Linked DNA regions of Homo sapiens: region 1 is linked to region 2. Evidence: chromatin loops called from intact Hi-C (ENCODE). Cell type or tissue: B cell. All regions are shown on one strand. Each heading gives the region's core, and the rest is flanking DNA. Links, peaks and the distances in the headings are about the cores only.

What was found. Hi-C counts contacts between places; a loop is a spot of excess contacts. Peaks named below come from ENCODE experiments on the same cell type or tissue, not always from the same donor. Only the 100,000 strongest peaks of a DNase experiment are listed, where the experiment ranks them.
Region 1: a loop joins it to region 2, with 2.4 times the contacts of the local background. A loop is called at or near these places in 3 of 110 quality-filtered maps.

The regions. Positions count from the first base shown.
Region 1 is chr2:134,330,884-134,343,788 of GRCh38, reverse strand. It overlaps MGAT5 (alpha-1,6-mannosylglycoprotein 6-beta-N-acetylglucosaminyltransferase), which reads right to left. Exons shown (of 16, transcript NM_002410.5): 5 at 7,501-7,572; 6 at 5,369-5,530; 7 at 2,030-2,199. Among named protein-coding and RNA genes, the nearest start is that of MGAT5, 83 kb to the right of the region's middle. In B cell, for the core only: no CTCF peak of the experiment used is centred there; no DNase peak of the experiment used is centred there; H3K27ac peaks cover 5,173 bases.
Region 2 is chr2:134,259,241-134,271,702 of GRCh38, reverse strand. MGAT5 (alpha-1,6-mannosylglycoprotein 6-beta-N-acetylglucosaminyltransferase) reads right to left here. Exons shown (of 16, transcript NM_002410.5): 2 at 1,153-1,317. Among named protein-coding and RNA genes, the nearest start is that of MGAT5, 11 kb to the right of the region's middle. RefSeq lists an enhancer at 9,943-9,992. In B cell, for the core only: no CTCF peak of the experiment used is centred there; DNase peaks (open chromatin) are centred at 8,852 and 9,692; H3K4me3 peaks cover 4,076 bases; H3K27ac peaks cover 7,486 bases.

The sequences.
Region 1 (12,905 bases), core at 2,354-10,353, 74 kb before region 2:
AACTGTATTTACAAAAAAAGACAGAGGGCTGATTTGGCCTGCTGAGCCATAGTTTGCTGATCTCTGGTCCACCCCATGTTCAGTGTTTCCCAAACTTGTCTGTATAATGAAATTACCTGGAGGCATCACAAAATACTTATGGCTGTGTCCTACCCCCAAGGGTTGTGATCTAATTAGCCTATGGCATGGTCTATGGGATTTTTAAAAGATCCCCCAAAATTAAGAAATAAATACAAAGATCTCCAGGTGGTTCTAACGTACAGATATATTTAAAGACCACTGCTCTATACTGCTTCCACAATTATCTTCTTAAACAAAACACATCTAGCCCTGACCCCAGTGTGCATAAAGACTACTAGAATTAAGTCCTCACTTAACATCATCAATAGGTTCCTGAAAACTGGGACTTTAAACAAAACAACAGATAGCAGGCCCTCCAATAAAGTCATTTCCTTCAAATCACTGGTTATAATGTTGATGAAAAAAATTGGTTTCATTTTACATAATTTCATTTATAGTCCTAGTTTCCAAGAACCTATCAACGATGTTAAGTGAGGACATACTGAACAAATTTTCCCTTGACCATCAAATTCAGTCTCTGACTGATAAATCCCTAACATGTCTTTCCTGACCTCCCCAGGCAGTACTTGTCCCTGGTTCTACCACAGCACTCCATTTATTTACCTACCCACTCATTCATTCACCTATTTATTCCTTCACTCATTCATTCTATAAATAGTTATGTGAGTACTCATTACTTGCTAGGCACTATCTAGGTGCCCACTACACAGTGACAAACGATACTCAGTTTTCTGCAATCCCAGTGCTTACATTCTAGCATCCACGTACACCTCAATTAGCACCAATAGAATTGGAATTTGTGTAATTATTTTTAATATATTAGTTGTAATTATCAAAAGATTGGCAGCAAGATCTTTGACCACAAGCTGGCCATCTCTGTATGCCCGACACCAAAACTAGCCTACAGAAGACACCAGATGAGTGACTGCTAACTGTATAAATGCAGCCACTTTGTAGGTTGTGTATCCAATTTTTTTTTTTTTTTTTTAAGACAGAGACTTGCTCTGTCACTCAGGCTGGAGTGCAGTGGCATGATCTCGGCTCACTGCAGCCTCTGCCTCTCGAGTAGATGGGACTACAGGCATGGGCCACCACACCCGGTTAATTCTTGTATTTTTAGTACAGACAGGGTCTCACCATGTTGGCCAGGTTGTTCTTGAACCCCTGGCCTCAAGTGATCTACCTACCTTGGCCTCCCGAAGTGCTGGGAGCCACCATATATTGTTTTAACATGTCTCTCATCTCAATGAGCTCTAGAATGTTCATTCAAGGTATTCCTTCTGGAAATATACGACATATAGCAACATGGCAACTTGACTGTTGGGTGGGAAGTCTCCATGGGCAGTAATCCTAAGTGACTGCAGGGGATGGAAGCGTCCCTGCTCAGCCAGCTATGCCAATATAGAAGGGATTACAGGAGGGCTGGAGCTAGAAGCAAATTTCAGTGAAATGAAAAACCCAAGTAGAGTTAACAGACTCAGCTGAAAGTTGGCTAATTGAAAAAGGATCAGCTCAGGGCTTTCAGGAAATTTATTCTATCCAAATTGAATTACAAACAGGAACCTGCCCTGTTTCAAGATTTAGCAAGATTGATGTTGAGTAGGCAGTGGTATGAATTTCAGCAAGAGACAGGGAATTAGGAAAGTCAATAATGTTTTGTGCTCCAGATGTTGGAAGCACCTGTAATAGCAAAGAATAAGCTCCTTAGTTTGAATTTTCTGGCATTCATTTATGAAGCCTCTGGAGCCTTCAGCGACAATGAAAACATATTATCCTTTTCACAGTGTATGTATTTAGCTCCTGAAAATAATCTTCTTATCTCCTGTTTAGTGAATTATCACTTTCATTTTCCTCGACAAAAAATTATACACTAATAGAGGTAATACTTTAAGAGTTTACAATTTCTTTTTTGTATTCTGATTTTAAAATTGAAAAGTAATCTCCTTACTCCTTGAGCTCAGCCAGTGAAGCTGAAATCCTAATGTCATGGCCCAGTAAGTACAGAGATGTAATTAAATCACTCCATTGAACTAATTCACCAAGAGGGCCACCACTGAAAGCTGTCTCTGCAATCTTAAATCCAGATTCCTTGGTCAGGAGTCCCAGGTGAACGAGGACCTGGAAAACAAAGAGGCATATACTGATTCACACTGAACCACATACAAAAGGCACAGTAATGCGCCAAGAAATGATTGACCAATCCCAAAGTCATGTTTACATCCTAACAAAATCAAAGGGTGGGGAATGCTGTTTTTCTAGAAGGTACAAAGGAAGGAAATCATTTTTCATTGTGGTTTTAGAGAAACAAAATCACTGCAGCCCTTGGTATGGCTATGAGTACAAGGTATGGACAGATAATTCCACCTTTTAAAAGCACAGTGTATTTGTAAAATCGGGATTAAAGGAAGGTAAGACAGGACAGTATTTTCTAACACTATTGGTCTTTTATCTACAGCTAAAATACTTCTAACCTCTTACCATGGAAAATTTCAAACACATGGAAAGGCAAACATGACAATATAGTCAATGCCAAAGTAATTACTGTGTAGCTTCAACAATTATTAATGCATATTTAATCTATACCCCCATTTTCTCCCAACCCCTCTAGATTATCTCAAAACAAATTCTAGACATATCCTTTCATCTGTAAATATTTCGGTATGTATCCCTAAAAGGAACAAACCTTCACTTGAAAAATATAACTTGAACATCACTATTATCCCTAAAAAACCTAGTAATTCCTTAACATCATCTGATATCCAGTTAATATTCATACTTCTTCAACTGCCCTTTATTTTTTCTAAATGCACCTGTGTGATTCAAGAGTCAGAGAGCATACGTAATAATTGCCTCATATGTCTCTTGGCCTCATAGAAAACAATGTACAGGTGTCTCTGTCTTGGGATGTTAGCAGTCCTGGATGGTCACTAGCTAGATCCATTAATCCATTACGGACTGCAAAATGATGATATTTTACCATTCCTTCTTTGTTTATTAGCTGGAATAATACCTCTCTATAAAGAGAAACTACCCCTCATCAACCATTTGGTCACCCTGAGGTAACTCTAAGGTTTGTAAAGAAGGAGCCTGGTAAATACTTGATTCTTTCTCTTCATTTGCCAGTTTTTCAGAATAATAAACTTGTTCTTTAGCCTACTCTAATGATGATCTATGAGGATTTTTAATTTAAAAAATCATTATGACATCAAAGCATATTTGATATGCTTCAAAATATTGTGGATATTCCTCTCACTGACTATCCAATTGTCCCATCTAGGCCTGTGGTAGGCTATCCAAGCTGGCTCCTAAGTTCTTTTGACACGATCCTAGTCTTCTTTGACAGCTTCTCTGCACATGGGTAGACAGATGTGCCTGACAAGACTGTTGTAGGCTCAACAGGTACAACTTCTGTCTTGGACCTTAATAAGCCATTTTTCCAAGAACCTCTTATACCACTTAGTAGAAACAGCATTTAGAGACTAAAGTGTGGGGCTTAAGGGACTCAATTTTATTACTATTTATAGGCCTGATAGTGGCCCTAGCTAGGAAATTTGTTCTTCCTCAAAGATAAAACAAATCATGAGTTTAGACTGGTGCTTCCAATTCAAACTCAAGGTCATAGTGTTTTTACATAACATCACCAATCCTACCATCCATTAATTCTTCTCTTCCACACTGCAAATCCCACTTCTCAAAGACACTAACATAATTACTCATCTGCTTTACTCCAATGTTCACAATGGATTCAGAATGAGAATATCAATGCTACCACATATTACATGATTAATAAAAATGGTTTTAAGATGTTTTTACAGTTTTTATCCTTTGTGATATCCCATCAGAAGTGTACAGTTTACTGTGTTCTGAAGTCACTAAGAACAGTCTTTTTCTGTGCGCTTCCATCAAAACTGGATGGATATATAGTCAGTTCATTTGTTTTATATTCCTTTTAATTTTTAGTTTTTGGTAATAACATTTTGTTTAACACTTACATAAAATGATTCCAGCATCAAATCTACAAAGTCAGATATATTCAGAAGTCTAGTTTCTATGGTAGTTTCTGTTGCCTCCATGCTAATCCCAACTCCCCTTAATAATTGGACCATTTTTTTCCTTATTGCAGTAAAATTCACCTAACATAAAATTTACTATTTTAATGTATACAGTTCAGTAGCATGAAGCACATTCACATTATTGTGCAACCATCATCACCATCTCCTTTATTTTTAATTTTAGTTTATCAAAATAAGAAAAATACGTTTTCAAACTAACAGCAAGAAGCAAATATATGTATCTGTATATATCTTTATGTATACATAGATATAAATTCCCTCTCTCTCTCAAAAATAATGTAAACTATTCTCTACTTTTCTTCACCTAACAATATATCCTCGAGGTTACTCCACAGGAATATACAGAAAAATTCTTTATTTCTTTTTACAGCCCACCTGCACATCTGAACACATGCTCTTCCATACACAACCATTTGGTGACAGAATGTGTGGTCCTGTTGTCTCACAAATTCAAGAGATCTAGGCAAAACTGACCTATCAAACTGTGACTTGGGATCCTGTAAATGTATCTTTATTTTCTTTTTCAAACATATCAAATTAGTTGGATTAGGAATACCAAACTCATTTTTAAGTTTTTTAGATGTGGGAGCAAATTACTCACTTTGCTCAGTTCTGAAATCAGAACAGAACAGTTAATCTAAAGCCAGACCATCAAATCTATAGCTAACAGGGCATAAAGTCTTCTAAGCCCAGGGGTATTCGAGAGGTTTTCCAAGCCTGTCCTCATAAACTAGAAAGAAACTGGCTCAAATTTAATCAAATTTCTCTCTCTCTCTCCCCTACGGGCATAAGCAGAAGCACCAACCAGACAGAGTAACAATGAAACTCACTGGCTATCCAAAAGCCAGGGATGAAAAACAACAAAAATACAAAATTTTCATGATGATATAATAGGAAGCTCTCGAAGGTTGGATTCAGGTAAGGAAATGGGGGAAAGTTTCCTGATACCCTGACAAAGACAGGTTCAAAGGAAAAGTCTTACAGGCAGATATTCTGCTTGGCTTCACCCAAGAAACTTGTGCCAGACCCTGCTAAGTGGGAGCATTGTAAGTGGGGAAAGGACAACCCAAAAACAGCTGTACAAGAGACTGAGCAGATTCACCCTGAGAGAATATCATTTGAGATATGACATTTCTCTTAGTCTTGTTTCCAAGCAAAATCAAATTTTAAAAGAAAGCTGGCATCTAACTGCACTGAATTAATAAGAAACTCACTTTCTTCCGCTTTCTCTTTTCAAGGTTCTGCTTTTCTGCCAGGGACTTGATTGCTTGGATCCATGCGTCAGCCATTCGCCGGATCCGTAGTCTCATCCACCGGAATTCTTCATGCTTTTTCATCATACTGTAGAGAATATTAAAATCTGTACGAATTTCCGCCTAGCAACAGAAATTTAATAAAATGAATAGAAGATAAAAAGTCAGAAAGCATAATAGTTTTCATGATGTGACATCTGAAAACTTAAAAGGGTTAGTCAATTAAATTGAGAGCTTCAAAAGTAAGTCTTGTCTGCTGCAGCTTTGACTTTAAGGTCCCAGGATTGCAAACTGAAGCCAAGGCTGCTGACTGCTGATCTGCCCAAAGGGACATCATTAAAAAATTAGAAATTGAGAAAAGCAGCACAGGCATTACAAAGCCCTGAGCTATGTTAAAATGCAGTTTTTATAATGAGTATGGTTGATGTACCTTGAAATTCTCAGCACTCAAATTTACTGTTCCACTTGGATCTACCACAGGACAGCAGACTTCTAAGAAAACTGAAGTCAATTCTTAGCAGGCTGTTTGACAACGTGGAAGTTGCCAGAAAGCCTCTTTCTGTCCACAGAGTTAAATAGGGAAATAAATGCTCATCTTCTGGTTTTGTCCCAGTCCAAACAAAAATTCATTGTTTTCTAAGGAATTTAAAGAGCCAAGAATACTACTTTTCTGCCATGAGTGAGAACAATTTAAAATTCCAAACAGAATAAATTAAAAGCCAGGAAGAATATTTTTCCTAATGCTCTGGATAATATAGCTGGATACAACGAGTGATTGGAATAATAGAGAAACATAATAACCAGTATTTATTTCATAGAACATCTCAAACATGCTGAGTCCACCTTTTCAGTAATCACCATAGCTCATTCTGAACACTCATCTCTTTTCCTTCTTTATCCCCCTTTGAGATAGGGTCTCACACTCCCACCCAGACTGGAATGCAGTGGCATAATCACAGCTCACTGGAGCCTTGAACTTGCGCTCAAGCGATCCTCTTGTCACCTCAGCCTTCCAAGTAGCTGAAACTATAGGCACTCGCCACCACGCTCAGCTAGTTTTTAAATTTTTTGTAGTGATGGGGTCCTGCTGTATTGCCCAGGCTGGTCTCAAATGGCTGGCCTCAAGCAATCCTCCTGCCTCAGCCTCCTAAAGTGCTGAAATTACAGGCATGAGCCGCCACATCCAGTTTCATTTCCCTTCTTGACTAAACAATATCCTACGACTCCTGTGGTTTACAGCATGGAACAGCAAACTACAGCCCTTGGGCTAAATCCTCACAGCTTGTTTTTGTGCATAAAATTTTACTGGAACTCAGCCATGCCCCTTCATTTACATATCATATACAGCTGCTCTCTGCGCTACAATGGCAGAACTGAGGAGCTGCAATGAGACCAATATGGCCTGCAAAGATGAAACTATTTACTATCTGGGTATTTTGTAGAAGTTTAGTGATCTATGGTCTAAAGAGTAAAGACTTAAGCTTTTAATGTGGCAACAAGTACTTTCACAGTCCCCTTCCTACCTTCCCAATTTCACCTTCAGCCTAGCTCATCCAGTCACCTATGGCCTTGGCCAACTGAACCATGCGTGCATGCTCTCCTCCCTGAAACTGCTATGCTCTCATTTTCCCACACGAGAGATACCCTTTTCTCCTTGACCTTATATAAACTCACTCATCATTTAAATTCGGCCCCAATGTCATCTTCACTATTCAATCTACCCTGAACCTTGCAGACTAAAATGACCTCTTCCTCATTAATTCCCACAGGCCTATATTACAGCATTTGTGACAGAGATGGTCATTATTTGCCATCAGCCTTATTAGATCACTAAGGGCCTCCACAGCTCGTACCAGGTCTTACTCATATCAGTAGCCTATCATTCAGGAACCCTCAGAGAATTGCTCAGTAAACAAACCTATGCTAATGGTTGACTGATTTAGTCACTTAGACTTCCACAGAGACGAATACAGAAGTTTTTCAGTGTAACACTATTTCAGGTTATAGTTGGCATTTCTAGAAGATTCCACATGTATCACTTGGCATCTGACCTAAATGCACAAGTCTAGAAAGAGTTTTCCAAAATCACTTACCAATGAATTATGATCAGCTTCTTCGTAGGGATTTTTTGCTCTCCAAGGTAAATGAGGACACCAATTTTCAACCTAAAAAGCATCAGTGACACTAAATATGCAGCTTCATCTATAATGAATTAATATACATAAAAAGCACCGAGAACAGCTCCTGGCACACAACTAGCACTATATTAATATGTGCTATTTTTATTATTAGCCAAATTCCCATGCTTTTAGCTAGTATTCCAGATACAAGTGCCCTCTCAGATGAAACAATCAGCAGCAAAGGTCAGAAGGAAGAGATTATACTTTACATCTGTCCTTCGAAGTACTTTACAGCAATTAATTCCTTAGTCATTTAAGCCTCACATCTCTGTACCAGAAGGAAAGGCAGTCTAATGGCAGAAAGTTAAAAGACTGAAACATTGCCACTGGGGAATGAGAATGTAAGGTGTCTCTGTGACCCTTTAGCAAATGGACAGGAAAGATCCTTATCTGCTGTGGCATATCTGGAAAGGAAAGGGAATGGCATTGGAGCCACAGAACTCAATCCTTTATCTGAGTTAGGAATGCCACTGATAGCTTAGGGCTAATTGGTCAAGGTTTCCCTCATTTTCTAGCTATTTGCTTCACACTATCTCAAGAAATAAGGTGGTAAAACCTATCTGAGAAAGAAATGAAAGGAGGAGAAAAAAAAAAAACCTTGATGATCTTGTGAGAGCCAATCTGGAAGATGGATTGTTCTGTCAATGAATAAGGTTTAGAAATTGAGGGGAGGAGGAAAGAGAAAGGAAAAAAGAACTTGATTCTATAGAAATTATTTCAGCAAAGGTTATCAAAGACTATTAGGCAACTTAATTTCTAGCAAAAAAATGAGAAATGCATTAAAGTTATATTGGTGTCTGTTCTCTGTCAAAACTAGCCATAAAATTTGAAGACAGCATTATCACCCGTTTACTAATAAAGAATGAGATTATGAAATATGGCTAACAGGCATTGAAAATAATTTTTCTATGGCCAGGTAGATCTATAAAATTTAATGAGCAATAGAGTGAGGGAATGTCCTTAAAGGGGTCACTAAGATAGCAGAGACGTGTGGAGCTATAGCCTCATGGGTCAGCACAAGACAGTGTGCCCTCTCAGTCTGGGTAAGTTTTCAAAGAAACATGTCAGTTTTACTTAATCTGGAAGTTACTCATAATGCAAGGTGATCTTTACTATAACCAAAGTAATTGGCCTGATTTGCATAAAGCCATCTGCCACTGCAGATGATCCCAAAGCAATAAGCAGAGAGAAGCAAAGCTTGGGGAGAGGGCGGAATCTCTGAATAGGAAAAGTGAAATATTCTCTTATCTTCTTACGGGATAAAATTAGACCTTACCATATTTGTGAATGATTCAGAGACTCAAAAGGATTCCCCACAAGGAAAGCTAAAATGGTTTTTACTCATAAAAAAGAAAAGACCAACTTGCCTTGGAGGCCTACAGTCTAATTACTGGGATCTGACAACAACATGACCATGAAAGGCAATATCTGCAGCTCCACAAATGAGAAAAATGAGGAAAAACAGCAGAGAAAAAGCCTGCAAGTGGATGAAGCCTAAGCTGGTCTCAGTAGCATTATGCACATCTGTACCTTGTATTCTTAGGCCAGATTGAATTATTTAGCTCCAATTAGATTTGTGCTAATGGACTCAATAAAGCATATTTATAACATGAAGACTTCAAATGGATTGTAGACTTGATTGTGAGATCTTTAACCTCACCCCATCCCACCCCCAACCCTGCAAAAAAAAAAAAAAAAAAAAAAAGGATGAGCAAGGAAAGTAGAGATTTGAAATACACCTTACACCAAGTAAATAACCAAATTTACCAGCCACCCACCAGGATGAAGTTTTCCCAGGAATAGCATGATGGGGAAAGATGAAACAAGACTAAAGAAAATCAACTAAGAGGAGAGACATGAGCGAGACCAGATACTCATAAAGTTCTCTCCTCACTCTGCCACTGCAAGAAGAATCTTTCAAGATTCACTGTGATGAAAATACAGTCCCAGGTGATTTTTAAAAAGATGACTTCCCTACAGAAGCCTGAAGACTGTAATGCCTCTTTGAAACTGATCATTTATCTTAGTTCTTCTTATTCTAAATCACTGGGTATTACTCCCTAAGGCTCCAAGGGCACTCCTGAAAATATAAAATATAGAGTCAATCCAATTTAGCTTTTAGCAAGAAATTTTGCTGTTATACATGCACTCGTAATGGTGGGAAAATCAATTATGAACATCTTAGCACAGAGCGGGAAGGTGGGTTTTTAAGGTTGTTTTTGTATGCTGTGATAGGATAACTGGTTAACAAAATAATTAAATTATACATAAACCAATTATCCCATGGGGAGAAGGGAAAAACAAAACAAAGCATTTCTTTCTCTGGGAAACCTCGGAGGATTACCAGGATTGGAAGAAAGCCAGCATTGGCAATAACTCCAAGTACTGAAACAAACAGCTCTCAAATGAGCAACATTTTCCTAAATAAGAACACCATTAATAACATTCAAGGAAAATCTTGCTGAAGGCTAGTAACAACTTCCTAATCCCTAACTTTGTTTTCTTTTGATCTGTCCAGGGTCCTTTAACAAGCTTAACCCACCAGTAGAGGATGCTACCAATAAAGCTGGACCCCAAGGTGAGCCCCACCACCTTCTTTTTTTTTATTTTTATTATTATTATACTTTAAGTTTTAGGGTACATGTGCACAATGTGCAGGTTAGGTACATATGTATACATGTGCCATGCTGGTGTGCTGCACCCATTAACTCATCATTTAGCATTAGATATATCTCCTAATGCTATCCCTCCCCCCTCCCCCCACCCCACAACAGTCCCCAGAGTGTGATGTTCCCCTTCCTGTGTCCATGTGTTCTCATTGTTCAATTCCCACCTATGAGTGAGAACATGCGGTGTTTGGTTTTGTGTCCTTGCAATAGTTTACTGAGAATGATGATTTCCAATTTCATCCATGTCCCTACAAAGGACATGAACTCATCATTTTTTATGGCTGCATAGTATTCCACGGTGTATATGTGCCACATTTTCTTAGTCCAGTCTATCATTGTTGGACATTTGGGTTGGTTCCAAGTCTTTGCTATTGTGAATAGTGCCGCTATAAACATACATGTCATGTGTCTTTATAGCAGCATGATTTATAGTCCTTTGGTTATATACCCAGTAATGGGATGGCTGGGTCAAATGGTATTTCTAGTTCTAGATCCCTGAGGAATCGCCACACTGACTTCCACAATGGTTGAACTAGTTTCCAGTCCCACCAACAGTGTAAAAGTGTTCCTATTTCTCCACATCCTCTACAGCACCTGTTGTTTCCTGACTTTTTAATGATTGCCATTCTAACTGGTAGGAGATGGTATCTCATTGTGGTTTTGATTTGCATTTCTCTGATGGCCAGTGATGGTGAGCATTTTTTCATGTGTTTTTTGGCTGCATAAATGTCTTCTTTTGAGAAGTGCCTGTTCATGTCCTTCGCCCACTTTTTGATGGGGTTGTTTTTTTCTTGTAAATTTGTTTGAGTTCATTGTAGATTCTGGATATTAGCCCTTTGTCAGATGAGTAGGTTGTGAAAATTTTCTCCCATTTCGTAGGTTGCCTGTTCACTCTGATGGTAGTTTCTTTTGCTGTGCAGAAGTTCTTTAGTTTAATTAGATCCCCTTTGTCAATTTTGGCTTTTGTTGCCATTGCTTTTGGTATTTTAGACATGAAGTCCTTACCCATGCCTATGTCTTGAATGGTAATGCCTAGGTTTTCTTCTAGGGATTTTATGGTTTTAGGTCTAACATTTAAGTCTTTAATCCATCTTGAATTAATTTTTGTATAAGGTGTAAGGAAGGGATCCAGTTTCAGCTTTCTACATATGGCTAGCCAGTTTTCCCAGCACCATTTATTAAATAGGGAATCCTTTCCCCATTGCTTGTTTTTCTCAGGTTTGTCAAAGATCAGATAGTTGTAGATATGTGGCATTATTTCTGAGGGCTCTGTTCTGTTCCATTGATCTAGATCTCTGTTTTGGTACCAGTACCATGCTGTTTTGGTTACTGTAGCCTTGTAGTATAGTTTGAAGTCAGGTAGCGTGATGCCTCCAGCTTTGTTCTTTTGGCTTAGGATTGACTTGGTGATGCAGGCTCTTTTTTGGTTCCATATGAACTTTAAAGTAATTTTTTCCAATTCTGTGAAGAAAGTCATTGGTAGCTTGATGGGGATGGCATTGAATCTATAAATTACCTTGGGCAGTACGGCCATTTTCATGATATTGATTCTTCCTTTTCATGATATTGATTCTTCCTACCCATGAGCATGGAATGTTCTTCCATTTGTTTGTATCCTCTCTTATTTCATTGAGCAGTGGTTTGTAGTTCTCCTTGAAGAGGTCCTTCACGTCCCTTGTAAGTTGGAATCCTACCCACCACCTTCTTGACCTGAAAATGGTTCTATTTCAAGTCATTCTCAATAGCTCTTCTACTCTTGGCTCTCAGAGCCCTAGCGTCCTACAGCTGTCTATGACCACCTTCCTTCACACTTTCTCAACTGTGGCTCCTGGTACTCTCTCCCTGGGACATGATTTTATATTTCCCCTCAGTATGGAGACACACTGGGTACCCTGCCTCCCCCCACCAACCCCCTGCCGTCAACGCCATCTCTACCCAGCTTTTATGGCCTGGGAAAGACCTCCCTCAAGCCCTCTGCCAGGGAAGGGACTGGACAGTCTTAAAAGTAGCCTACAATTTACCACCATAAGTCTAAGAAATTAAAACTGTCTGAGCTCACGGCAACACGCACACAACAATCGATTGAGGAGAAGCATTCCTCCAGTAACCTTCAATTGGAAAGCAAACTCTGACATGAACTAATCTTTTTAGCTCACTAGCCTCAGGCCACAAAATGAAGAGAAAACAAAAACAAACAAAGACCAGCCAGGCTAAAACTTTAGAACATCAATGCACATTCCATGGAAAGGACCCTATAAAATCCCTTTTCTTGAACAAGGAGATATAAAATACAACAATTTGTTTTTTTGACATTCCTCCTCATAGTGATTTAAACTTCTTTGAACAAAAAGGGTTTTGCAGCTTAAACATGAACATTGTGAATCAAAGCATTCTCTGAGTCCCTAGAAGTCTAATCTGGTCAGACTTATTTCTAAGGTCTGTAGGATGGACAATTCATTATATTAAGGGGAAAAAAGTTGCTGGCAGATACATAAGACAGCTCAAGTTGGAGTTTAAAGATGGAAAGAAAAAGTAATAAAGCTACTGTGAAAACTAATAAATCCAATGTATATATGCATGTTGTTAGATATAATATGGCAAAACTCTTAGTAGTAATGTTCTATTCTTTTGAAAGAATAATGATTAGTC
Region 2 (12,462 bases), core at 4,463-12,462:
TTGAATTATTAGAAATATATTTTGCAATTTAAAATTTGCTAAAGGGCAAAGAACATTAAAAAAGGTAATAACAACCACCTTGCATAATGTAAAACAATTAAATGTTTTGACGCTGGGAGGTGGGAAAGGTAAAGAATCTCTCCCACTTAAGTGTGTGAATTTTTACAAGCAAAAGGGAAAGGAAAATAAGCTTAAAAGTATATGAAACAAGATTTTTTTTTAAAGCAGGAACTGATGTCAAAAGTAACCTAGTTACTTACTTTATCTATTAACCAGAGTTTGGCTACCACCCACCAAAAGTATAGACAGCTTGTTCACAACCATTCACCCAAAGCACTGAATCCTAATCCTCAGGCTCTTCACTTTGTCCTGGGTCCCCAGAAAATCGTGGTCACCCTAACAAGAGCAGTCCTGGTTCAAGCACAAAGACCCAGGGGCTGACCTCAGAGCAGTGTGATGGTGGGGGAGTTGCGGGGATGGGGGGGTTCTAATGTGAGCTGCAGGCAACAACATGCAGCGTATAATCTGGGTGTTGTTTTTAGTCAATTTTCCTTGTCTCATCCAATATTCCAGTTTCCAGAAGGAGCCAAACAAAATGCCTCCCAGTGGGAACCGCATGGTGGTGTACATGAGTGGCTACAGAATCTGCCTACGACTAGGCAGGGGTTATCTCCTAAAAGCCATTTCCAGAATTTCTATTTCTCCATATATACATAGGAGGCATTTTCGGCAATGGTGGCTCTTTTTTAACAACAGGGAGGAGAGAACCTATTATACGTAACAGACTTTCAAAATTGTCTGATGGGAGTACGGAGGAGGAAGAACTCTAAAAGGCACAAGCTTCTCAAATAACCTCTGTATTTCATTTAATCTATGCCATGAATCTTCTCTTTACAAGTGAATTCCAGGAGCTCATTAAGAGCAAATGTGTCACACAAACCACCAAATATTATGCATCATGATAAAACTATAAAAAGCATTTTAACATCTGCTATTAAAAAATAAATTTAGACTTATCTTTACAATGGCCATGCCAAGTTTATAGAATTTATATTATGCAGGTTCCAGTAAGAACCACTGCTCTCCTTTATTCTCTTCTTGGTCCAAAGCAGGGTGTGACTCCATATCAGGGCAGAGAATTGCTATTTTTACCTGCCACATTAATTTTCTCAAGTGCAACCAAGCTGGGAACAGCTGTAGTGGAGTTGGTTGAGTTTGTTCCGGTGCCATTGACAACAAGATTGTCCACCTTCGACTCCAACTTGCCAATGCGCTGCAAAATGTTATCTAATAACACAGCAAGGGTTTTCTTCAGATCTGTAAAAGAAAGTGCAGACAATTTTAAAATTCTATGGCCTCTACATATCTGTCTGGCTTGCTCTCTCTTTATCGTGGAGAACAAAACTTCTCAAATGTTTCTGAAGTGATACAAAAGATCTGTCAAACCACATCTGAAAGATGACAAGGGCCGTCTTCAACTGGCCCAGATCCTACTAAATACATCAGTCTGTCGTGGAATGCAAGTCTGGCAATAAGTAACATGGTATAACTATTTCCAGCTACTTGGTCAAGAGAGAAAACTCCTTGTTATTTAGCATCCTGCTATAGCACTACACTGAATTCCTCCTCCTTACAGCACCATAGTTTCTCACACAAAGCTTGACACCCCAAGGGTGCAGCAAGATCCCAAAGTAGCCTCTGGATCAAGTTTGTTATTTTTCGTGTTGCATACTCTAGCATGTCCCAGTTTTTTAAAAAGTGTTTAATTCTGTTAGTTACATACACTAACACTTCATAAAAGCTACAGCTCCAGATTTTCAGGTCTGCTAGGTAACCCAGAGTTGACTATAATCAGATTTAGGAAATATTTAAAATAAAGATTAGTCTCATTCATTTGCTCACAAATATTTATTAAGCTACTACTATGTGCCAGATATTATTCTAGATGCTGGGGATATACTCTCATCGTTCTTACATTTAAGAGTTGGTTCCCTTTCTCACACATCTGACTACACATTAAAGAGTACTGCACTTCCCTCTGGAAAAATTACAGGAACTCCTTCTTCACCCCTATGGATGCATTTACTATTTGTAGACAAGATATTCAAAGAAAAAAGAAAAGATAAGCTTAGACTCTCTCCTCTAAAAATTCATAATCACAGAAAGATATACTGACTTGTATGTGTCAGAAAAGCAGATGGGTGACTGCATAACCATCCACAGAAATAGAATCCAGACCCATTTCTGAATTGGGAGTGGGCCAGGGGAAAAGTGCACAGTGTGGGTAGCAGGACTGAGAAAAGCCCTGAGTTAAGACAAACGGGAAGGTGCCATCTTCCATTCTCCTAAAAACAGAGCAAACTTGTCCCTGAGCAGATGCGGTAATCTGGCCATGAAATAAACACACATGCTCACATAAACAGCACAGATCACAGCCAGCGAATCTCAACAAAGGTGCACCAGCCTGTTCCATTATGCCTCATGAACCAGAAGCAGATGCTGGTGCTGTGCTTCTTGTACAGCTGCAGAATCTTGAGCCAAATAAACCTCTTTTCTTTATAAATTACCCAGGCTCAGGTATTTTTTACAGCAATGCAAAATGGACAACTGTTTTATCTTCACATCCTCCCCATGAGGTAGATGTGACTCCGTTTTACAGATAAGAAAACTGAGGTTCACAGATATTAAATAATGAGCTGATAAAATGAGGGCTTGCCTCAGGACTGCTTAATTCCCTGACATCTCAATGGGACCAATCAGAAGTCAAGAACCTGGGTAGAAAAAAGAAACCAAGGGTGAAGTTCAGAGTCTTTCATCCATAACACAGTGGTTAAGGGCCTGACTTTGGAGCCAGAGTTCCTAGGTTTGAGTCCTACCTCTGGCATTCCTGTTTCCTTACCTGTAAAAGAGGGACATGAACAACACTTCAGCTTTGAGGTTGTCAAGAGGAGTTAAAGAGTTAATATTTATAAGGTGTTTTGAATACTGGCTGGCACATAATAAGCACTGCATAACTGCCTGTTAAATATATAAGTAAAATAAAACCTTTCACTGGAAAATGTTCTCATCCTTCCCAAAGAACTCTCTCCTCAGGTGATGCAAAGCTTCACTGCTTTATCCAAGGGGTCATGAGAGCACTCTCCTCTGCGGTCTGCAGTCCCACGGTCAGCATGACTCAGTTTGTCACAGGCACATCATTAGTTGGCACAGACAGCGGGAGTCAGTCACCTGTTCTGTCACTAAGTCTAATGCATCAACTGGCTCTCCAGAGTTCTGAAGAGTGCCAGAGGCCAGTCACACAGAAGGGGGCAGTCGTGCCAGTGAGAAGTGGCAATGTTCAGTATAAAGAAATACTCTTCAGATATAAAAGATCAATCTCCCCCATTTCAGCCTCTTTGCCTAGAGCCTGTGTCATCAGCCAGCTAGAATCCGAATACAATCTAGAATAGCATTTAACTATCACCGGTAATTGTAGTTGGCCAAGCACAGAAGCCCTGGCCCTCTAGTGTGACTTAACTCAGGATTTCTCAACCTCGGCACTACTGACACTTTGGGCCGGGTAATTCTTTGTCGTGGTGACTGTCCTTGCATTGTAAGATGCTTAGCAGCATCCCTGGTCTCTACTCCCTGAATGACAACAGCAATTATCCAGGTGTGGCAATCAAAAACGTCTCCAGACACTGCTAAATATCCTTTGGAGGGACAAAACTGCCCTGATTTGACAACCGCTGAATTAGGTGCATTCTCTCAACCCCTCTGTATTCCCCACTGCCCCTCTGTGGAGACATGGAGAGAGAACTGTGATAGAGAGGTTACAGGATAGGAAATGCCTACTGAATGAACCTGCATCATGTGTGACTTCCATTCACTGGAGGGACTGCTACAAATACAACAGAAAGTTGCAGTGAGAGAAGTCTGCCTTCCTCCCTATGGGGGAGCTAACAGAACATGAGCCAATGCTGATGGGCTCTCATCAGACTACTGGACACAGTCCCTCAATCCATTGTTATTGGTGATAGTTATTAGTGGAGTATACTCTAGGTAGGATATGAAGTTGTCATACTTACAATTAAGAAGATATTCTCCCTCAATTCTCAAATTACAGTGACCAGTAAATACAACTGACCTACTATCTCTTGTTGACCCCATCTGCCAAAGATTGACCTTCTGTGACTGTGTGACATGGAGTGTAAAAGGGGATTCATAATGAGGAGGAGGGATCACCATCACCACGGCCACCCCAATATAACCTCCTCCACTTATTGAACTTTCTATATGCCAGGCAGTGTGCTGAGCACTTTACATGAACTAATTCATTTAATCCTACCAAGACAGTCTGAGGAGCATGTGATCATCCCTATGCCCCTCTTAACAAATGAATAAATCACAGCACAGAGAGGCTAAATAACTTAGCAGAGGTGATTACAGATCCAGGACTCAAACCCAGTCTGGTTCCAGGGCTGATGGCTCTTACCCACCATGCTTCACCACCTCTTAAGAACTACAATGGACCTGTCCACCAGCAAGCATCTCTGACTTGCTCCCCCTGAATCTACTTGTTAGGGAATAACCTCTGGGATTTTGCCATGTGTTTGTGTAACAACATATACCAATCACTCTTAAGACTCACTCATGTCCCTGTCCTGTGGTAACTCTGTCCACCCGACCCAGTATCACTAAACATCCACCAGCTGACACTGGAGACTACCAGATACATCAAGTGATCCAAGATTTTTTTAAAATTAAGACTCTTTCTTTATCTTCTCCCTTAAAATGAAGACGGAATATAAGCCTACTAAAAACCTTGAATTCTCTAAGCACTTTACCTAGGTAGGCATGTTTTCTCTCCCAATATGAAAGAAAAAAGTTCATTTTCAACTCAAGCAGCTACCTGAGTCACCATTTCAAAGCAGCCAACCCAAGATTAAGGATGTTGTTAATAAAAAACACAATGACAGAGATGACGCCAAGCCCATATCTGTATCATTATACAGTGCTAGGCACATTAAGCATGTGTTACGTAAGTGAACAAATGAATGAGTGAAACAAACTATAGTACTCTCACAAATAAGGCTCAATAAATTATACCTTTCCGGGCAATGAAATTATTTTGCACCTTTGTATTTTACTGTTAAACCTCCAAAAACTGTTAACAGTTTTATCACAACTTTAAAGAAATAACAGGCTGGCGCGGCGGCTCACGCCTGTAATCCTAGCACTTTGGGAGGCCGAGGCAGGCGGATCACCTGAGGTCAGGAGTTAGAGACCGGCCTGACCAACATGGTGAAACTCCGTCTCTCCAAAAAATACAAAAAATAGCTGGGCATGGTGGCGTGTGCCTGTAGTCCCAACTACTCGGAAAGCTGAGGCAGGAGAATCGCTTGAACCTGGGAGGTGGAGGTTGCAGTGAGCCAAGATTGCACCGCTGCACTCCAGCCTGGGTAACAGAGCCAGAGCAATACTCCATCTCAAATAAACAAAAATAAAATAAAATAAAGAAATAACAGTATTTTTGTGTTTTAATCTTTTTTTTTTTTTTTTTGAGATGGAGTCTTGCTCTGTGGCCAAGGCTGGAGTGCAGTGGCACGATTTCAGCTCACTGCATCTGCCTCCTGGGTTCAAGCAGTTCTCCTGCCTCAGCCTCCTGAGTAGCTGGGATTACAGGTGCCACCACACCCAGCTAATTTTTGTATTTTTAGTAGAGATGGGGTTTCACCATCTTGGTCAGGCTGGTCTCAAACTCCTGACCTTGTGATCCACCAGCCTCAGCCTCCCAAAATGCTCGGATTACAGGCATGAGCCACCGCGCCCAGACCATTTGTGTTTTAATCCTAATGGTAACCCTTTTGTTCAATACAACTGTACAAATAATTTCTATAGTTTAATAAAAATAGAAAAATATTACTCCAAATTCTAGTATATTTTAATATTTCATTGCGTCTTATAGTTATTATAGCCATAAAATGCGTCCTCAACAAGATTATCATTTTCAATTACTAATGAGCTTTTAAAATTTTGTTTGTGCTTCAAAGCCTTTGCAATAAAAATTTAATCCCAACATTACTACTGCAATTCTGCATTCCTAAAACTTACTGTACATGATGAAGACGAGATCAAAGTAGTTGAAAAACATTTAAAATGTCTCTCTGGGGAAAGCAGGCTTTGGTTTCTATCATGCCAGCATTCTTTGATAAATGGTAAGGTCGATTAAACTGCATTGGAACAGGTTATTTGACAGCTTCTGTTAAGTTTTCATTTCCAGGAAGCCATGGTATTGATGGGTAAGAAGTGATTGGAAGGGCCTGACAGACACATCCTTGAGCAGACAGCCAAGGAGCTATAACTGCAAGTCACACTTTTCTCCATCTCTGGAATTCAAGGAGATGGGATCTCAGTAAAAAGGAGGGCCCTGCTGGTGGAATAAGGTTTATAGATCTATCAGCTAATGCTGTGAGACTGGGTGGTAAACCTTCATTTCCCAGATCATCAAAATCAATCCGTATTTGAGGAATTATCAAAAATGGCCATGCTTGGGAGCTATGCTGTCCACCACCCCATTTTTCCTGGAACATGCTTCTAAAGCAGTGGTTCTTAGCCCTGCTGTGCATCAGACTCACTTTGTGCAGTCAGTTACCAGGTTGCATCTTCAACACACTAAATCCGGATCTGCAGAGTCCGTCAAGGATTAGGGCACAGCCAAGGTTGAGATCTACTGTGAAGGTACGGCCGCCATGATACTATGGCACAGAACCAACTACGCAATGAGCAAGGTCTTACATCTGAAATGCCAAAAATTATTTACATCTGTGCCTGCTCATGAATCAAATCCCTTTCACCATGGCTGCCCGAGAGGCAGAGCATGAACAACAGAGCCACAGAGCAGCTTCACTTGCTGCTCTGGAGAAACTGGCAAAGACAGGGCGTTAATGAGAAAGGAAGGTGCTATTGAAAAAAGAATTAACCTCAACCTCTTATTTCCATTGACTGTCAGGAATGTCAAGTTTCATCAATTATATATTTTTAAATTAATTTTAGAGTGATCTTTCCACAGAAAGATAATAGAGTTACAGTAATGACCCAAATACAGTCCATTTATTATGTACAAGGACATTCAAAGCAGTGTTATTTATAAAATAGCGTTATTACAGATAAGAACTGGAAATTACCCAAACACAAAATAAAAAGATTAAATTACATTATGTCAGCCATTCATAAGATAGAATAAATCACTAGACTGTAAACTTAGGGAGGGCAGAGACCAAGTCTGCTTGTCATCTCTGTTTACAGCCACTAGCTATTAATATCAGGAGTTCAATAAATATTTGTTAAGTGGATGGATAAAAAACGAAAAGTATACAGTCATCAAAAATACTTAATGGCTGGCCGGGTGCGGTGGCTCATGCCTGTAATCCCAGCACTTTGGGAGGCCGAGGGGGACCGATCACCTGAGGTCGGGAGTTTGAGACCAGCCTGACCAACATGGAGAAACCCCGTCTCTACTAAAAATACAAAATTAACTGGGCATGGTGGCACATGCCTGTAATCCCAGCTACTAAGGAGGCTGAGGCAGGAGAATCGCTTGAACCTGGGAGGCGGAGATTGCGGCGAGCCGAGATCGTGCCATTGCACTTCAGCCTGGGCAACAAGAGTGAAACTCCATCTCAAAAAAAAAAAAAAAAAAAAAACCTAATGGCATAAGGAAATGCAGTATCTTAATTTTTAAAAAAGCATATATTCATGTACATATATACACATATACACACATGTACGTATCACTTTTTTTTTTTAAAGAACTAAAGGGAAATCAATTTTATCTGGTAAGATCTGCATTTAGAGGTAAAGAGTGTATTTATTCTTTATTCTTCTCCATACTTCCTCATATGCTTTAATTTTACATAAAAATTCACATTATTTTCAAAGTCACAAAGGCATTAAGTGTTATTTTAAATATATATACATAGTACAATGAATTGTACTCTTAAGAATCAAAGATAGTGCCACCAGTACCCTAAAGTCATGTAAGGCAATACCCACCAGAAACATCTTAGTGACCCTTACTGCCTTATCTCATTTGAATTTTAAAGCCACATGTTAGATAATTTGCCTGCTCCTGAACTGACAAAAAGGTGGCTTCCACCCTGCAGTTGTCCCAGTCAGCAGATTCTGGACAGAAAAGGGCATAAAACAATTATCACCAAAGTCAAAGAGCAGCTCAGATGCTCAGCAACACTGACTAGCCTTCTCTTCTGGGTTAGAACTACAGATTTAAGCTTTCACCAGAACTTGTGCCCAGAAGCGAATGTTTTTCCTAAGGTGTTGCAGAGGGTGTCATTACTATTGAGGAAGTTTCCATGCATCGAAATCTGGTAAAAGATCCTTTCTAGGCCTGTTGATGATATTAAGTGCTTTATGGAACCTGAATAGAGTTCTTAAGCTATTCTTTGAATTTTCCTAACATGTAGCCAGCTGCAGGGAATAGGAACCAAGAATTTTAGCCTTTTTTATAGAAAAGATAAGGAATCAGAGAAGTGCTGAGAGGTCAAGCCTATTGTTATCCATTGTCCCCCACCTGATGCCAGGGCCCGCACCTTCTTGGAAAGGGTGGCCTCGCACACTACTGCTTCCTGCTTGCTGTACCATGCCAGAAACACCACCACCACCAATGCCCTGGTTAGATCCAAAGGTGAACTTGGCCATACCCAGCTTATCTTACAGCCCACAGAAGAAAACTGTATCTTTTGAACAGGGCAATGACAACCACATCTCCTAGTTTAGTAGGGTGGTGGCAAGCCTGACCTCTTCTGAAACAGAGCATATTTCCTCTCATGTCTGGTCAGGCTCTACCCCTGTAAATGCTAAGAATAGCTACATAAACAGGTTGCTGAAGCCCTGTGTTCAAACAAATGAACAACGTCAGATCTACATGAACAGTTATGCCTGGGTGGTAACAGATGCAGGTACATTCAAGCCAGAGTTAGTGATTACTAATAGGAATGAATGCATTTTAATTAAGCGCTGGTTGGGCACAGTGGCTCACACCTGTAATCCCAGCACTTTGGAAGGCTGAGGTGGGAGGATCGCTTGAGGCCAGGAGTTTGAGACCAGCCTGGGCAATACAGTGAGATTCCATCTTTAGAAAAAAAACTTTTGTTTTAAATTAGCCTAGTGTGGTGGCACATGCCTATAGTCCCAGCTACTCTGGAGGCTGAGATGGGAGGATCACTTGAGGCCAGGAGTTTGAGACCAGCCTGGGCAATACAGTGAGACTCCATCTTCAGAAAAAAACTTTTGTTTTAAATTAGCCTAGTGTGGTGGCACATGCCTATAGTCCCAGCTACTCTGGAGGCTGAGGTGGGCATAAGGCTTGAGTCTGGGAGGGGGAGGTTGCTAGAGCCTGATCACACTACTGTACTTCAGCCTTGGTGACAGAGCAAGACTCTATCTCCAAAACAAAACAAAACAAAATAAAACAAAAACAACACCAAAAAAAAAGAACAAGAATAATCTAAATTAATCTAAGTGCCTTAATAAACTTTGTCATTTGTAATCCTTACAACAAGCCTATGAGGTTAAATGATATTATATTGTCTGTTTTACAAAAGAGGAAGTAAGCTTTAAGATGATCGGTGACTTGTTCAAGGTCACACATCAGTAAGGAACACAATGTGTTCCATCCGCCCAACAGAAACACTAACTACCTTCCAGAATAAACAATGGTTCCCATGTTAGGATCATGCATAAGAGCTACTTGGAGCCTCTTAGATGCAGAGCCCATAGGGAATTTCTTCTCATTTCCTGCTTCACTAAAAACATTACTGTGATTTTCAAATGAGTCCCAGCTGTAACTGTACCACACAGAGCATCACAGAGTTTCACCAGGGGCTGCTGCTATTCATTCATGGCTCTTACTATGTGCCAGGCAAAAGGTACTAAGCTCTGGGGCACAGTGGGGAACAAAACAGACCAAAGTCCCTCCTCTTTCAGAACTTACATTGTAAGTGGGAGAGACACATGATCAGCTCATACAACAAATACTTGATGCTAAGTAGCTTGAGTGTTATAAAGAATGAGAGTAACAGTGGGTTTGGGCCCTCCTGTGAAGGAGGGAAGGCTAACTTCTCTGAAACAGAATGGAATGCGCATGGCTGTGTTCTAACCAACTTTATTTACAAACAAAGAAGGAAGAGAGGAAGGGGTGGGGGAGAGCAAATGCAGACGCTCAAAGACAGGCGAATGCTCAGCCACCACCCAACAGTCTTGTCCTAGAAGAGAGCCACCATGCCTTAGTAGACTTGAGGGGGTGCGGAGCTTTTTAGGGTGTCCACAGCAGCAAGAGGTCTGCTCAAGCACTTCTGACAGCAAAAGAGCACCAGGACACAGCTGGGAAGAAGCAGAGGGTCATAGAGAGCTATGACCATCAGGTAAGACAAGGGACATTCTAAGCCTCATCGTTTGAACATGGCAATGACAATCACATTGAGATTGAGACTCCAACCTCACACATGTGCGTGCAATCCCTCCTCAATCCAGACTTGAAGTAGTGGTGCTGCATGAAAGAAAGGGTCTTAATGACTGAGGGGTAGAAGAATGAGCCCCTTATTCTGAGTTTACTCCTCCTGTCTAAAACATTTCTGAGGTCTTCCTCAGACCTTTTGACTGGCCTGGGCGTGCTTGTGAACTTGGCCTGGCTTTGATGAGGATACTGGGCAGGCTGGACTCTACCACAGGATGGCTGGAAAAGTCCCAAGCCACAGAGAGGCCCATTTTTAGGTTCCAAGCTTTTTAAAGCAGAAAGCCCTTTCTTTAATCACACCAGCCACGTCACCATACAGTAACTAAAAGCCTTCTCAGACACACTGAACAGCCCAGCTATTTTTTTCCCTACCATTTTCACTTCAAGAACAGTGTATTTCCCTCAAGGGCAGGGGATTTCTACTTTGGCAACAGTGGTTTTCCACATTATCCCACAACAGTCCCAGCCCTCAAAAAAAAAAAAAAAAGAAAAAGAAAAAAGAAACCATTCCTATTCCTTGACCATATTTCCCTATTTGTAGGAAGAGAGACACAAAAAAAAAGTGGAAAAACAAAACAAACTAAAAAACCCTTTACATGCTTGCATCTTTAATGAAATCCAACCTGTTTTTGTTCCTTTTTCACAAGAGAGGTGGAAGGAAACACTTGCAAAAGCTCTCATTCGAATCTCAGAACGTTATCTGGATCTGCAACACAGGGCAGCTGCTAACCTTTCAGAGCAATCTTCGGCAGCCCTAAATGGTATTAACATCTTAGACATAGCATCCCAAGCCAATGAGGGCCAATCGGAAGTCCAAAGCAGTTACCTCTCCACTGCCCCCAACCAGCAACCAAAAGCCCTATGCTGGTTCTCCAACCGGCGTGTGTGCCTCCTTAAGGAAAAAACTTCCTTCCTCCCATAGAGAAAGCAGTGAACTATAGGGTGAGGTCAACATCTGGTTTCTGCATAAGAACATCCATATTGATACCAGAAGTCATAGCCTACAGGGCTCTGCATAAGCTGCCGGCTTCTCACTGCCTCAACACCTTCCATGCCACTGCTTGCTTGCTTCGTTCTAGCTACAGTGGCCTCCCTTCTACCCTGGAGTAGGCCTTAGGACCTAGCATACGCCGTGCCTTCTCCTTGGCATGCTCTGCCTCCACCTCTCTCTTTCCACTGTACCTGGCTGCTCCGTGTGTCATTCTGGTTAAAAGATACCTCCAGAGAGGTGACCTTCTAGTGCAAAGTAGCCCCTCAGATATTTTAAACCCTATCACCATTTTTCTTCCTGGAATGTACTGCTATCTGACTTTCTCTTGCTTATTATTTCTCCCTTCCAAAGATAACAAAGCATCTATGAGAGCAGGGCCTTTGTCCATCTGTTTCTCACTGTATGCACAAAATGTGGGGGATATTCCAGCCAATGACAGACATTTCCTGAAGGACCAGGCTTGAAAGACAGAAGCCAAAGGGCCAGTCCAGGACTAAAAAGCTCAGGGAACCAGGAGACAGGCAGAACGTAGGGAAGAACAGGCACACAGAACCTGGAGGTCAAGGAGGAAACAGGCAGCAGGCAAAGTGGGATGGGGGTCGGCAGAGAGAAGCTGGGAGCCCACAGCTGCTTGAGCCTGAGCTGGCAGCTTTTCTAGGACAGTACCCCAGCCCAGAGAAGCCAGGGTTAACAACGTGTGGATGGACCATAAGGGGAAATGTCACCTTGCCTCAGATTTCCATTACTGTTCATTAGAGAACACAAGTGGACCGGGTTTGTCCTGTTAGATAAGAGGTGATCACTAGGGATCAGAATTTGGGTCAGGCTGCTGGAGACAGAGATCAATTCACCTCAGAAACAAGAATAGCATTGACTCGGGTGAGTGGCACCATCCATGACACAATTCCCGAGACGTCACTGGCAGGCATGGCCCCTGCCACACTGGCTGGGAGATGCA